3 separate regions of the Homo sapiens genome follow, and all the other regions are linked to region 1. Evidence: chromatin contacts called from ENCODE Hi-C or POLR2A ChIA-PET data. All regions are on one chromosome and are shown on one strand. Each heading gives the region's core, a stretch centred on a gene start or an enhancer-like site at or near the end of the contact. The rest is flanking DNA. Distances are from core to core; before and after follow the strand shown.

What was found. A loop is a pair of places that touch in the nucleus more often than their neighbours do. ChIA-PET counts read pairs that join two places held with the same protein, here RNA polymerase II (POLR2A). Pooled maps may share reads with other maps.
Region 2: POLR2A ChIA-PET joins it to region 1 with 11 read pairs in A673. The contact joins the enhancer-like site here to the promoter of LINC02453 in region 1. POLR2A ChIA-PET finds 5 or more read pairs at or near these places in 2 of 52 experiments (A673 and Caco-2).
Region 3: a pooled map shows a loop between it and region 1 (2.2-fold over the local background). The contact joins the enhancer-like site here to the promoter of LINC02453 in region 1. A Hi-C loop is called at or near these places in 3 of 50 pooled maps.

What each region holds. Positions count from the first base shown.
Region 1 is chr12:98,502,031-98,505,411 of GRCh38, reverse strand. LINC02453 (long intergenic non-protein coding RNA 2453) reads left to right here and starts at 1,557. Exons shown (of 4, transcript NR_038383.1): 1 at 1,557-1,652; 2 at 2,800-2,829. TRD-GTC1-1 (tRNA-Asp (anticodon GTC) 1-1) reads right to left here and starts at 1,909; the gene lies at 1,838-1,909. TRW-CCA4-1 (tRNA-Trp (anticodon CCA) 4-1) reads right to left here and starts at 1,160; the gene lies at 1,089-1,160. RefSeq lists enhancers at 1,200-1,499, 1,510-1,819.
Region 2 is chr12:95,804,381-95,807,761 of GRCh38, reverse strand. All of the region lies in intron 2 of SNRPF-DT (SNRPF divergent transcript), which reads left to right. All of the region lies in intron 1 of LINC02410 (long intergenic non-protein coding RNA 2410), which reads right to left. Among named protein-coding and RNA genes, the nearest start is that of LINC02410, 3.0 kb to the right of the region's middle. Within about 2 kb of position 1,746, at least 5 of the 41 ENCODE cell types and tissues checked have a DNase peak (open chromatin) inside an H3K27ac peak, as active enhancers do.
Region 3 is chr12:96,238,274-96,241,654 of GRCh38, reverse strand. The region is part of intron 2 of ELK3 (ETS transcription factor ELK3); the gene reads right to left. Among named protein-coding and RNA genes, the nearest start is that of ELK3, 46 kb to the right of the region's middle. RefSeq lists an enhancer at 3,123-3,381. Within about 2 kb of position 1,819, at least 8 of the 41 ENCODE cell types and tissues checked have a DNase peak (open chromatin) inside an H3K27ac peak, as active enhancers do.

The DNA of each region.
Region 1 (3,381 bases), core at 308-2,807:
TCTGTTCAACAAATATTTGACACTTACGTGTAGGGCACTATTTAGTACTAAGAGTCCTGGAGCTTGCAAATGTGAACGAGCAAGCTTTGCTTCCTGCTATTAAAGAGATTAATAGTCAAAAGTGGTGACTAGTCATCACTCGCATAATCGGTGAAAACATAAAAGGCGCCCAGTCCAACAGCTTTTCCCACATTCCTCCCCGCCACCCACCTCCAGAAGGAGTCTTGCTTGGTCACCCAGGCTCACTGCAACCTCCGCCTCCCGGGTTCAATCAATTCTTCTGCCTCAGCCTCCGGAGTAGCTGGGATTACAGGTGCACCCCACCATGCCCAGCTAATTTTTGTATTTTCAGTAGAAATGGGGTTTCACCATGTTGGTCAGGCTGGTCTTGAACTCCTGACCTCGTGATCCACCCACTTTGGCCTTCCAAAGTGCTAGGATTACAGGTGTAAGCCACTGAGCCTGGCAGTCACACATTCTTTCAACTGTTTGTTTCCACCTTTATTATAAAGTATTTATAAAGAGGGATCCAGAGTCCCTCACCTGGTTCAGAATCTTGGGTGACCCTTGGCAGGTCACTAACCCTGTGAGCCACAGCCACATTTGTAAAAGTGGGATAATAGTCACACATTGTGAGGTTGTTCACAGTGTTGGCACATGGTAAGGGCTAAGACACTTGATTAGCATAATATTCAAAATTAGAAATTGTACACTATTGTACTCTCTTTCAAAAGGCAAACAGCCTAAAACTGTTTGGAAAAAACAGCTTGTACAGTATATTGTACACTTCCTGTGATAGACTAGTGGACTGATACACCCACTAATGCACAGCAGTAATAGTCCACCTCTTTACACATTATGCATGTTAAGTGACAAAAAAACTCACTTTAAAAGGCCAAATGATAAAAACATCAGCCTTGAGGCTCTTCGATATAGAGTAAATCATATCTTCCTGCAAACCAAGGATTAGTATCATAATACCTGAAAGAGGAAAACTTAATTCTAACATTCAAGAAAATTGGCGGCAGGAATACACCTCGGCTTCTAGTAGTCGGTAGTTTAAAATACAGGAGGAAAAAAAAAAAGTTTGACCCCGACGTGATTCGAACACGCAGCCTTCTGATCTGGAGTCAGACGCGCTACCGTTGCGCCACGAGGTCCTGCTGGGCTGTGGCTCGCGCAGTTTCTTAGGACACCAGTAAATGGCGTTTCTTCCAGGGGTACCAGTCTTTCTCTTCCATTTACTCTCTGCCCCTCCACCCAGTATCTGTCGGACCAGGAGACCGATTCCTTCAGCGTCCAAACTTTCCTGACTGCTAGTCCTCTAACCAAGGCTGGGACGTAACCAGCGGAAGCGGGAGAACGGGGCTTCCCGTTTAGTCGGGTCTCCAGGATCAAAGGAAATTGGCCCTTCCTTTTCTTTACCAAATGATTTCCGTTCTTACCCGCCCTGCCCCCGCCCCGTTAGTCGCGAGACTCCGCCCTCTCTCCCCTCCCCCAACAGGTTCCGCGCGCTGAGTTCGCGACCTCGAGTTGTAATCTGGCGGGGCGCCACTAAGCCGGCGCAGGCCTTCGCAAGATGGCGGCTGGAGGCAAGGGCAGAGGCCTTCAGAGCGTTTTCTTTTTCCCTTTCCTCCCTTCCTGCAAACAATGTAAGGCATTTTCTCTCAGGGGAGGCTTTCACTTCATGGTGGGCATTAAGGTTAAAAGTCACCATTTTGAAGACAGGGTTGTGCACTTAAGGGAGCTGGTTTAGCATATTATGTTTAACAGCAGTGTCCTGTCATTGAATGATACAGAAAATAATAACTGTCGCCAAAAAAGTGCAGCTACACACCTCCCCGTCGGGGAATTGAACCCCGGTCTCCCGCGTGACAGGCGGGGATACTAACCACTATACTAACGAGGAGTCGTTAGGCTGTGTATTTTCTCAGACAGCCCTTCAAGGAGCAGTAAGATCCTTCCAGCGCTCCGTAACCTTCCGCCTGCCCCCGGGAAGTACGAAAGTCCGGTCTCTTGGAGCCGCTGCTTAGGCTTATTGTCCTCTCTGGGCGCTTTGTATTCTTGATGTTGGTGGGAAGAATAAAAGGTGTGGAATATGTGAAGGAAACGCGCTTCCCATGTTAGTGCTAGAGAAGTGTGTGAAAATAGTTTTTCCGAGGCTCTTGACGCGTTCTAAATGATTTAGGTTGCCGTCCTGAGTTTTTTTTTTTTAACTGACCACTGGTATGTGACTTGCGGCTGAGCCTTCCCCTTACAAATTTATACTTTCACTCTGAAGTTCAAGTTCAAGGATAGCATATGGCTGCCAGATGTCGGGGACAGTTAGGGTTGCCACGGTCTCGTGCCTCTTCAAACAATTCATAAGTCTTTTTTTTTTGAGAGGAAGTCTCGCTCTGTCCCCTAGGCTGGAGTGCAGTGTTGCGATCTGGGCTCACTACAACCTCCACCTCCAAGGCTCAAGTGATTCTCCCGCCTCAGCCTCTCGAGTGGCTGGGATTACAGGCGCGCACCACCATGCCTGGCTAATTTTTGTATTTTACTAGAGACGCGGGGTGTGTGTGTGTGTGTGGGGGGGGGGAGGGTTCACCATGTTGGCCAGACTGGTCTCGAACTCGTGACCTTTAGTGATCCACCTGCCTCGGCCTCCCAAAGTGCTGGGATTTACAGGCGTGAGCCACCGCGCCCGGCCAATTCACACACTTTTGTAACACAAAAGCGCCCAATGAAATGACCAGCTGCGGGCAAATGAAATTTTATCAAAATTTTATCAGCCGACTTCTGTTTCGCTCTCTGTAGGTGGCTACAGTTTAACTGGAAGTGACAAACGTAAGTATGTGAATGGCTAAATAATAATGCGTTTAAATAATTCAAAACCAGGATGTGCCACTGATTAAACATATGGGTTAGGAAAGTGCACTAATCGGATAATTTGATAATTTGTGTCATCCTAAACCCGTTCATAGACAGGATGAACCCTCTTCCCAGGGATACTAAGAGAGCCTTATATGTAAACTTTTTTTTTTGAGACGGAGTTTCACTCTTGTTGCCCAGGCTGGAGTGCAGTGGTGCGATCTTGGCTCACTACCACCTCCGTCCCCCGGGTTCAAGCGATTCTCCTGTCTCAGCCTCCCGAGTAGCTGGGATTACAGGTGCCCACAAACACGCCCGTTCAATTTGTGTTTCTAGTAGAGATGGTAATTCACCACGTTGGTCAGGCTGGTCTCGAACTCCTGACCTAAGGTGATCCACCCACCTCGGCCTCCCAAAGTGCTGGGATTACAGGCGTGAGCCACCGCGCCTGGCTATAAACTTTTGATTTTCTCTAAAGGAGTGTGTTTATAGGCACAGATAAACTGACATGATTGAAAGCGTTTCATT
Region 2 (3,381 bases), core at 497-2,996, 2.7 Mb after region 1:
ATAACAAATTATGGTGAGTTAGTATTATTACATTATTACTATCACAACATGGAATTACCCAAATAAGTTGTATAGAATTTTTAAAAATATGAGTACATTGCTGGACGTCACATCCTTAGGCTTCAGGAACTGAAGACACATTGCAATTTACTCTAGGCTAATTAGCAAAAAAGAAAAAAAGCACCACTGCACCTGGTAGGAAAAAGATAAATAATAGTTAATTTTTATTAAATGCGTATGATGTGTCAAGCATTATTCTGAGTGCTTTAATTAATGTATTTAATCCTACCACAATCTTCTAAGATATGTGTTATTATTACTCCCATTTTATGAATGAGGCTTAGTGGGAGTAACATGTTCACCCTGCCCTCTCCCTCCTCTATTCTTCATTGTTGGAGAGTTCAGAATCTTGGTTGTTTTCTTGTTTTTTACTGGTGGGTGATTTTAAAATTTTTAGGTGGCTTTTGCTGGTAAAGAAAGTTGCAACCTTTGGTTAAAGACTGAGTTGAGGCTGAGCGCAGTGGCTCACGCCTGTAATCCCAGCACTTTGGGAGGCCGAGGCAGGCGGATCACAAGGTCCGGAGTTTAAGACCAGCCTGGTCAATGCATTGAAACCCCTTCTCTACTACAAAAATTAGCCGGGCGTGGTGGCATATGCCTGTAGTCCCAGCTATTCAGGAGGCTGAGGCAGAAGAATTGCTTGAACCCAGGAGGCAGAGGTTGCAGTGAGCCAAGATCATGCCACTGCTCTCCAGCCTGGGTGACAGAGTGGGACTCCGTCTCAAAAAAAAAAAAAAAAAAAAAAATGAGTTGAAGGATAATTGCTGCTTCATGACAGAATTTTAAGAAAATGGCTTTGAAGGCATTTTGCTTTCTGCCAGTAGTGTTACTACTGCATGATCTGGTTTAGTACAATAATAATGACCAGGAGCTCTGGCATCTAATTTTTCAAATCCTGGCTCTGCCTCTGTCTTAGAAGCAGAGGTTCCTGTTCCTGCTGCTATAACAAAATACCTTACACTAGGTAATTTATAAACAACAGAAATTTATTCTTCATAGTTCTGGAGGCTGAAAAGTCCACCATCAAGGCAGCAGCAGATTAGATGTCTGGTGAGGGTCCCCTCTCTGCTTCAAAAATCACACCTTCTCAAGAAATCCTCCCATGGCAGAAGGGTGTGAACAGGGCAAACAGGCTTTCTCCAGTACTAAGGGCACTAATCCCATTCATGAGGTGACTCAATCACCTTCCACCTCCTAATACCATCACCTTGGGGGTTAGGTTTCAACACATGAATTTTGGAGGAACACAAACATTCAGACTATAGCAGCCTCTTCTTAGGTGATCTTGTGCAATTTCTTGAATGGATTATACAGAAACATCCCTGCTCTGTTAGTGTTCCTGGGGTAAGGGTAGGAGAGGGTCATGGGTTGGGATAGGAGGAGAGCTGATTGAGAAAGGGAATGAAAGAGGCCGGAGGCTATAAAAGTATCTAAAATTGTTTCCTCCTAACCTCATTCGACATTTTCCCTTACTTACTTGATGTTTTCTGTTTGCTTAATGATGAAATCTGTTTGATTCCTGTCAGCTTTTTCTTAGTCATATGAGAACTTTCTAGAACTAATGGGGTTGCATGAGAACTGACTTCCAGGCCCACCCATGCTGTTACAGTGAGATCACTTTTTGTAGCACTAGTTCTCGTTCTGCTTGCCATCTTTCCTGATGTGTCACCAATATTGTCTGTGAACCACACCCACAAAAACAACTCAGAAACAGATTTTCTTGAACCACATGTGACGTTGGCAAAGTGTGGTATTTTTAAGTAGGCCACATAGCTATCTAACCGATCACTCTTCCTCCATTGTGAACAAATATATATTGAGAACTTACCCTGTGCCTGGCACCAGTGATAGAAAGACAAATATCCCTGGCTACTTCGTATTAGCAGCAAGCCTAGTATGCCTTATACACTGCCAGGGTAGATGGTTTTTATTTTTTTTAAGTTAAGTTGCTTTCCAACTCTTGACTGTGCATAACTTTTTCTTATAACCTGTGGTCTCTATTTTTGCCTTCTGTTTAGCTCTTTCACTAGTATCATTACTTGCAAATATGCCAGAGCATCTCAACTTTATTCTACCAGGATCACGATTGATTTATATTCTTCTTTTGGCTCCTTGCAGTGCTTTTTTCTGCTAGTGCAAGCTATTTACATGCACTTACTCTGCACTTTGCACACATTATTCCCCTTGTGGTATTACCCCCTGTGAGGTCTAGACCTGTGCTATCCAGTACTGAATGAATAAGATATTCCACAAATACATATACTATATATAGGTGTCTATCTATCTATCTATCTATCTATCTATCTATCTATCTATCTGTCTATCTATAGTCTCTCCATATTACCTATAATGTATATTATATATATGTAACTTAAAACTCTAGATATGCAGCTAAAAAATGAACTGGCTATAGTCTTTGCCCTTTTTAGTATTTAACTAAAGACCTGCCTTTCTAAAGAAAGCTTCTGGTTTCAATCGGATAAAATTAATTTTTGACCTTGCTTGTACATGGGATGAGAGTTTATAAAGTTATAATATAATTGGCAATCTTGTGTCACTGTAAGTTTGACATATATCATTTGTTAGTGAGAAAGCAGAAGCTATGCTATGAAATCCTCTCCCTCTCTGCTTTGAAGAAATTTTTATGGCAGAAACTAAACTATAATGCAGCTTAAACTTGGAACTAAGCCGAACAACTTGGATTCATGGGCATATCAGCATCATTATGATGGTGATGATCATGATGATCATTACTACCTTACCATTATCATCTCATCACAAGTATTATTATTACTACTAATGAGAGTTGTAATTATATTACTTTTATGTTGATTCTTTCTCCAAAATGAATTCCTCCCCTCTCTTCCCATTTTTTTACCTCGTCCTAATTGTGTTTATAGAAACAGAAGTGACAATTTACTTAATTACATAATACTAAACAAAAGAATATTGTATCAACACTGATTTGGCATGGAATGAGGTTGCCTATTAAAGCTGTATTATCATAACATATCTCCCAGACATGATATTTTTTCTGCTTGCAGCCAAAAGTAGAAATTTTTTTGAAACACATTTAGAGTTGTTTCTGGAGTTAGGCATTAGTAGATTATCACTAATTGCTTGAGAGACCCCACAGTCCTAATTAGACGGAAAAGTGAAATGCAGAGGCGGGGCTACCACAGTCAGCCTTGAAGATTGCGTGCTGCAGAATCCCAGGGCTTGCTACTCACATGATGTGAATGGCATTCCCAACATTGTGCAGCAGAGCAACCTGCACATTTGGAAGTACTGAGAATATTGTAGGAAAAAATAAAGAACATT
Region 3 (3,381 bases), core at 570-3,069, 2.3 Mb after region 1:
GCATCCCATGACAGCAGCCCATGACAGGATCTCGTGACAGGATCCCTCAATTATTTCACTTTAACTGCATAGAAAATGCCAAGAGAGCAGGTCATATTTCCATTTCCATTTCAGTGCTGTCTGTTACCCTGACAGGTTACAGGCATACCTACCTATAAGAAAAGGTATGGCTGTCCACAGTGTGTTTACATATGTACACACACACACACACACACACACACACACACAAACGCTCCACTGTGCCCTTTGAAGAGGAAGGAGTCTGTGTAAATAATCTCAAATAGTAGATAGATGAGAAATATTTCGATAAGTTTTGTAATTTAAAAAAAGCATATGCAGTGCTAGGTAATGAAAAGATGCATATGGAATTAGATTTACCTTCTTGATGATGTTATTAGGATTATATTTAAATGAGTTAATTAAATGTTTGTTGAATGAATTACCAACTATAAGGAGAACTGACCCAGGCATAAAGCCACAGGCATGAAAGACACAATTTTCCACGGCTCATTCTTAGGCTGGTTAAAGCTCCCTGTGGGTGTATCCCATACATATACCTGCTTGTTCTTCTTTGCTGGCATTTTTAAACTGAAAACTCCCAGGCAGATATTAGAGGCCATATGCAAACTCCACATGCTACATACAACCTCACACCTCCCGTGAGAGCTTAATGAGCCATAATTTCACCCATCCATTTACGTGGCAAATATTTGCTGCATGTGTCTGTCCACCCACTCTGGTCTGGCACCCCAATTTTGATCCAAGGTTATGCATCTGGAGTTCACGTGCTTAGTCTTGTTATCTGATCTTCCGTTTTCCTCCCCGCGAGGAGCCAGGCCTGTGGCGAGTTCCTCGTCATTCTGGTCTGGCCCCTGGATCCTCTGCCATTTCAGGGCACCCTGGAAACACAGCGCTCCTGCCCTCTGATTCTGCAACTCTCCTACCTCGTTCTCAAAACTGAGAATGTCAGCAGCTCAGTAAGCAAGCAGGATCGGTTGTGCTGAAGACTTTTCCTAACAAACAGGCCCTTCTTAACCCCTGCACTGGGTAAGGGGGACAGAGCAGGGGACCTTTCCAATAAATACCCACTTGACCCTATCACAAAGACTGCTGCAGGGATTAAAAGGAGAGGCTCCAGAGTCACTGCCTGAGTTCAATGCCTCAGCTTCTCATGTATAAAATGGGGACTGATCCATCTGCCTCATGGGACTGAATGAGACATCCATATACAGCTTCTATCAGAACGCCCGATGCATCCACGCATGACAAGCCCCATAACATATACTAGCTATTAGTATTATCATCATTTTTACACTCCCATTTAAGCAAAAACAGAACAAAACATAAATATCACCCTGTGTCAGCCCTAATGACAATTTAATAGACAAAATTAACCCTCACAGAAGGCTGCGCATATTCTGCTAGCTTTGTCCAAAGTTCTGGGTAACATGATCAGTTGCACAGCAGGCAGAATTACATCTGGTTTACATATCTCAACTGAGCAGGGAAACATGATGTTTTTATTTAGTTAGGTTCAGACAAGAAATAGATACAAGGCTTATATTATATTGTGCCTAACACGGCCAGCACTTGACATCCACTGTGACGAAAACCTTACACAATCCAATTAATTTGGGGGTTGTGGGGAGGTTCTAGGAGGGGGACACACGGAGCCGCAGATGTGAATAACTGCTAGATCCAAGTGCTCCGCTTAGATGCTGGCCGCAGCCTACAGGCGAGACGCCACATGTCAGGCCCCGAAAGGTGGTGCAGACACTAACCAGGCACCCAGCTCATCTCAACTGCTCCCGGCGGCTTCTCAGAGCAGAAACCATGCTGCCCAGACTGGGAGGGAGAAGAGCAGCCTTGCAGCGTCTGCTTGGGCTCAGGCCTCTGCTCAGGGTTCCTGGGAGAGGCCAACGGGAAGCTGCTGGCCCTGCGCACTTGTCAGCAAGACCCGAGGCAGGAACCTGTTCAGGTGCTGAGCAGACACACGAGACAATGCATTTATTTGGGGCACACTCATTTTATCGTGGTAGATACCCTACGTGAAAGGAACCAGTACAGAGAAAGGACAAGGAAAGAAGCCAGCATTTATGAGGGCCAGCTGCATGCTGAGCACACACAGCTGCCTTGCAGGATGGGCACTGTTATCCCATTGCAGAGATGGAGAAGCCAAGGTCCCCCTGGACAGTGAGGTTATATCCAACTGTCCACCACCTGGGGGTAGGTTAAATATTGGGAGAGCCATACAATGGAATACCACGTAGCTACTTCAGGGGACACGACATTGCTAACACTTCCCCATACCTTTAAATATACATTAGGTGGGGAAAAAAAACAGTATGAATAATTCCATTATTTTAAAAATGTTCTATTGCATATATATTTATATGTTTTCTACTGTATATATGCATATATGTGTAAATAAAAGGAGGTAGAAAAATTAATCTTAAAAGAGGTATACTAAAATTTAACAGTGATTTTTCATATTTCTTTTTGCTTATGTGTATTTTCACATTAAAGAATGTATATTTGATATGTATTACTTGTCAAATTAAGACTTTTTAAGGGAAAGAAATAGGAACTAAAAAGCTGACTAGCCCAAGGTCACACAGCTTGTAACTGGTGGAGCCGAAGTTTGAACCCAATTGTATCTAGTGCCAAGACCTAAGCCATTTCTGTTCCACTACCACACCCTCTTCCAGAAAGCAGCTGCATTTGGAAGCAGAGGCTGCTACTAAAGTAAATCCGACAGGGCCAAGGGGTCTCTGCATTCCAGAGTAATAGTGGGGTTAACTGCAGAGTGCCTGGGAAAACCAGCTCTGTGCTGAGAAAGCATGGGCCTTGCTTGAGAACAGTTATTTCTAGCTCTTCGGGCGGAAGAGACCAATCTTCCGTAAGGTCCATTCATTACCTAGAAATAGAACTGCCTCTGCCAATCCACAGGGTAGAGAAGGTGCCTGCTTTGGAGGGACACCCTAACATGAGGCACGGGGGACCCAGCACTCCCAGTGCAGCAGACTGGACATGAGCAGCCAAACTATAAGTGGCATGCCATCCAAGGGACGAGGGTGACAGGAAAACAACAGGAAGCTCGTGTCCACCATATACAGCCCGGTGATGGCACCCACTGCCAAGCTCCCCCGGCTGTCTCCAGGCCCGTGCCCAGCAGCAGCTCACACAAGGGCACAGGCCAGGAGCCTTGACGGGCCAGAAGTCATGTGGACCCAGTGCTGGGGTGAACAGATCTGGGTTTGAATTCCAGCCTCTCTGCTTACTATGACCTTGGGAAAGTTACTGAACATCTACACGGGGCTCAGTTTGCTCACCCCTAAAATGGGAATAAAAATACCCCATAGGCTAATTTTTTCTAAAGAC